2 separate regions of the Homo sapiens genome follow, and region 2 is linked to region 1. Evidence: read pairs that join two places in POLR2A ChIA-PET (ENCODE). Cell type or tissue: A673. All regions are shown on one strand.

Region 1 (2,500 bases):
GGCTGGCAGAGGCCAGAGATGGATCCCCAGCTGGGACTGGACCTGGGCTTATGGGAGCAACAGGTGACCCATCCTCCTTCCTGGGGGCCCACCCTGCCCGGCCCCTCCAGCCCAGCACAGGCATTGGATAGAACCGGGAGAGAGCAGGCCAGGCACTGAGGCCTCTGCCCCAAATGCCCACAGCCTGGGGAAAATGAGCAGATAGATGGGGGGGCAAGTGGATCCCCAGGCACACCCACACAGTGCACACAGCCCCACCTGGGCCAGAGGGGGCAGGAGGCTCGCCACCCCTGCTGTGGTTTCTCCCACACTTGATGCAGGTGATATTCCTCTGAGATTGTGGACTAAGAGTTGGTGCTGGAAGGGGTTAGCCATCTTGGAGATGTTGCTATGGGGTGCAGGGATTTTGCATGTGAGAAGGACATGATTATGGGGGGAGCGGAGGGCAAACTGTTGTGGGTTAAAATGTGTCCCCTATAAATTCATGTGTTGAAGTCCTAACCCCCAGGACCACAGAATGTGACCTTGTTTGGAAACAGTCTTTGCAACTGCAATCAAGTTCAGATGAGGTCACCCTGGAGTAGGGCAAGCCTCTGATCCAATATGACTGCTGTCCTCATGAAAAGGGGGAATCTGGGTACAGACAGCACGTGGGGAGAACACCCTGTGAAGATGGTGCTGCTTCCATAAGCCAAGAGCAGCAGAGACGGCCGGCAAAGCCCAGCAGCAAGGAGAGAGCCTGGGACAGAGTCTCCCATGACACAGAGGTGCCAGCCCCGCCGAGGCCTCCATCCCAGATGCCCGGCCTCCAGAACCAGGACGGAATAAACGTCTGTTGTTTAAGCCACGCAGTCTGGGGTGCTGTGTTGCCAGGGCCACAGTTAACGGATACGAGTGTTGTCCTGAGCTGCCAGCCCCACAGGCTGCACGAGGCCTCCCTGCCCCAGCCCAGTGCAGACTCCCCAGCCCCCTGGGTGTGCCATGGGCAGTGCGGGGCCCCTCACTGCATCCTCCCCCAGCCTGGGAGGTTGAGCCCATTATGAGCTCCATGGGGTGAAGCCGGAGCCAGAAGCTGGGAGCCGACTGGGAGCCTGCGGCTGGAGGATGGATTTCCCCAGGGACCCACACGTGCACCTCCACCTGTCTCCTGGACATTCTCTCTGAGGGCAGGGCTGGTGTCAGCTCAGGGATCCAGCAGGGACACAAGGGTGGGCCGGGTCCTTGTGGAGAGCACATTTAGTGGGAGGGACATGATTTCCCTTCAAAGTGCCCATTCTGGATGCTTCCTGGTCCACGCTGGACACTTCCTGTTCCACGCTGGACGCTTCCTGTTCCACGCTGGACGCTTCCTGTTCCACGCTTGATGTTTCCTGTTCCATGCTGGATGCTTCCTGTTCCATGCTGGACATTTCCTGTTCCACTCTGGATGCTCCCTGTTCCATTCTGGATGCTTCCTGTTCCATGCTGGACATTTCCTGTTCCACTCTGCATGCTTCCTGTTCCACTCTGGATGCTTCCTGTGCGAAACCTCCTCGGGCTTTTGGTCTGCCCAGTCCCTCTGGCTGCATCTCGTCCCCCGCTACCTCCCACCTCCACATCCGTCCTTGCCCAGCTCCTCTCTCTCTCCAGAGTTTCCACCTGGCAAGGTCCCTGATGAGCTCAGTCCAGGCTCCCCCAGCACAGGTAGGAGCCTAGCACCTGCCCTTGGACCTCCCCACCCTGCATGATGCCAGCATCCCCAGGCCCCAGGGAGGCCCCATTTCTCTCTCTACTGCTGGCCCAGTGGCCCTGGAGTCCCACTGCAACTCGGGTGTGCCCCTGACCTCTGAGGAAGTTAAGTGTCCTGTCCCTAGCCAGGCTATCCCCTCTGCTCAGCCCCAGGGCCCTGCCCCTTACCCCTTCCCCTCACCTGCACGATAGGCTCTGGCCAACTCTGCCCAGGCCCTGAATGGGCCCCTCTGGCTCCCCTCTGCTGCTACACTGCCCTGCACCACCTCCACTCAGCTTCAGTGTGTTCATCCACCTGTCCCAAGTCCCCTCGGCCCCCAGGAGCACAGCTGGTGGCCCTGGTTCCTGGCAGCCCATCTTGTTCCTTCTGGAGCACCAGCCTCAGAGGCCTTCCTGTGCAGGGTCCACTCGGCCAGCCCTGGGACCCTCCTGGTCTCAAGCACACGTTCTCCCTGCAGCCAGACCTGCCCCTGCCTGTGAGCTCAGACCTGAGCCTTGGAACGTCTTCCCTTCTCCATCCCAGCTCGCCTTTGCCAGCTGCTCAGTGGGATGAACTCACACTCCCCTCCCTCCACCATGAGTGAGAGTCAGCTGGAGAGATGCCCAGGCCAAAGCAGCCACCAGGGCCCAGTGGGGGGCCAGAAGCTTCAGGTGAGAGGCCCAGGTATTGAGAGGCTGAGACCATGGGCAGAATGGTCATAATCGCTGCCAGTCTCAGTCCAGCCCCAGGGACTCAGAGACAGAGAAAAGAGCAGCACACAAGGTCCGGGCT
Region 2 (2,500 bases), 220 kb after region 1:
AGTCAGGTGGCTTCTCAGCAGCGGGAAGGGGAGGGTTACAGGCCAGGTGGGCAGCACAGCCAGCATGTAGTGTATCTGGTGGTCCAGGCCACCGCACAGGTCCAGCTCCTGCCCTCACCTGGAGCCCAGGAGTGATCACCTCCGCTTGCCCCAAAGCCTCCTCCACCTAGCCACCTCCACAGAAGCCCAGTCAGGCCCCTAACAGTCAGTCACAGAGTTCAGGGCCCTTTCCCCACCCCCACCCACCCCGGGCTGGGAACCCATGCTCACAGCTCTCCTGCCCCGCCTCCCAATCCAGTCCCCCTGCAACTTAGTGTCCCCAAAATGCAGCTGGGACACGTTACCCCGGCTCAGCACCCTTCCGAGGGCCCTGCAGCCTGGAAACGAGGCAGTCACCCAGTGGACCATGTCCCACAGGCCCCTGCGGCAGCCAGCTCCTCACAGTTGCTCAGACCCCCTGCGCAGGATACCCTCTTGGCCCTCGTCCACCACCAGCATCGCTGTCCAGAGGCCAGGAGGCATCTCTGCCTCCAGACAGCCTCCCTCTGTGCTGGGCACTGCATTGGGTCCCTGGGCTTGCTGCTCCCCACCACAGCACCCCTGGGGTCCCGTGTGCCCTTCTGGGTCTTCAGAGGCAGGACCCAATGTGAGACCCCGCCCCCTGGAGAACTCTGCCTGGCCCATCTCACAGCCTGGTGCAGGCAGATACCCAGTTCCCCAGACCAGGCCAGCCAAGGAGCTGAGTCTCCAGGCAGCGCCTGCCACTGGGGCTTCCCAGGACACCAGTGCACCTCAGGCAGGCCCAGGTACCCCAGGCCTCCTCCCAGCGGCCCCGAGGGCAAGCTCCTGCTACCCAGGCCTTGCCAGGGCCCTCTCAGACTGACCCGGGGCAGTGTTCCCCTCCCCTAGATGGCCTCCCATAGCCCCTAGCCCGGTCTCCAAGGCCTCAGCAGCTGCAGGCTGTCCGGAGCCAGGTCCTGCCTGGCCTGTTTTCCTAACATGGGTGGGTGGTGACCCCCTGGTGGGGCACAAAGAAGGCGCAGAGGCTGCCCCCACCGTGGGCCCCCAAGGAAAGGCACTGGAAGACAGACAATGGGCTGAATGGGGCTCTTAGGAAGGGGGTGACCTCGAGGCCTCGAAAGTCGCATTATGCCAGAAAGGCGCACTGCGCGCCAGGAAGGCCTGGAAGGCGTTGGTGGACTCGGTGGACCTCAGCGGGTGGGGAAGGAGCACGTCCTTGTCCACGTCCTCCGACACCAGCTGGGCTACCATCTGCACGACGTCCTGCGGGCGAGGGTGGTCAGGGAGCCTCGAGGGGCGGGAAGGGGACAACGGCGGGGCCCGGGAGCGCCGGGGTAAAGGGCCCAGTGGGACTGAGTCGAGGGAGGCGAGGCGGAGGGGCGGGGCGGGGCGGGGACGGGGCGGGGAGGACCCGCCCCCCGCGCACCCTGCAGTGCAGCTGGGTCCCGGCGGCGCCCGGCCTCTCCCGGCCGCCCAGCGTGGCCAGCCGCCGGCGCTCGTCGATGCTGACGCTCCAGCGGCGGCCCGGGCGCCTGCGTTCCGGCGGCTCGCACACCTGGGGGACAGGGCAGCGGGTCGGCGAGGGCCTCGGCGCCAGCTCCCCTTCGCCGCTCCCACCCAGCACCCGCCGACCCTCAGAGCTCGCCCCCGGGCGCTTTCTAAAGCGCCGTCTGCTCAGCCTCCCGCTGCTCCAGCGCCAGCTCCCGGCGCGGGGCCTCAGGCAGTGTGGCCCTCTGTGGCTTTGCACAGTCATCTGTGCCAGGACACCGCCCAACCCAGTACCTGCCCCGCTTCATGTACAGCAGGGCTGCCTGTGGACCGCTTAGTCCTCACGGCCGGCCCCCGGCTTGACCGGCAGGAGAACCCCCGGAGCTCGAGCACTGATGCGTGCCTCAGGAAAGGCAGGACTAAGGCCAGCTCCAGACTGCCCTTCTCCCCAGACCCCTCTGAAATGATCATAAAGAGAGTTCGGGAGAAAATAAAGATCATGAATCCATAGACAAAAGACCAGCGCCAGTGGAGGAGGGCCCCTGGCAGGGTACAGGAGACTGGAGGGCAGGGACCACCAGCTGGAGAAGCTGTGGGAGGGCCACAGGGAAAGGCCAGAAGCAGGTGAGGTCCCCAGCACGACCTCTATCCCCCAAGAAGGAACTTCCCACGTGGGCTGCAGGAGACGGTTCCTCCAGACTCTGCTCAGCCTGAGGTTCACCATCCTCCACCTCCCTCACCAGGGGGAAGGGGAGAGGGGAGAGAAGGCAGTGCCATGCTAAGAGTGGGATTCATGCAAACCCGAAGTGAATTCTCATTCCTCAAAACATTAAAATCAGAATTGCATGGGATCCAGCAATTCCGCTTTGGGGTATGTACCCAAAAGAGTTGAAGGCAGGAAGGCAAACAGATGTGCGCACTCCAACACAGCAGTGGTCATTATTCACAATAGCGAAAATGTGGAAGGAATCCAGGTTTCCACAATGGATCA

What was found. ChIA-PET counts read pairs that join two places held together with the same protein. Peaks named below come from ENCODE experiments on the same cell type or tissue, not always from the same donor. Only the 100,000 strongest peaks of a DNase experiment are listed, where the experiment ranks them.
Region 2: POLR2A ChIA-PET joins it to region 1 with 16 read pairs; 1 of 35 experiments calls an interaction of 5 or more read pairs at or near these places.

The regions. Positions count from the first base shown.
Region 1 is chr14:105,629,838-105,632,337 of GRCh38, reverse strand. It overlaps IGH. Among named protein-coding and RNA genes, the nearest start is that of MIR8071-2, 9.1 kb to the left of the region's middle. In A673, no CTCF peak of the experiment used is centred here; DNase peaks (open chromatin) are centred at 1,247 and 1,517; H3K27ac peaks cover 2,456 bases.
Region 2 is chr14:105,410,444-105,412,943 of GRCh38, reverse strand. It overlaps TEX22 (testis expressed 22), which reads right to left. Exons shown (of 4, transcript NM_001195082.2): 3 at 1,448-1,576; 4 at 1-1,284. The coding sequence ends at 1,111. Among named protein-coding and RNA genes, the nearest start is that of MTA1-DT, 8.0 kb to the left of the region's middle. RefSeq lists enhancers at 336-838, 839-1,342 and silencers at 1,414-1,543, 1,644-1,703. In A673, no CTCF peak of the experiment used is centred here; a DNase peak (open chromatin) is centred at 1,463.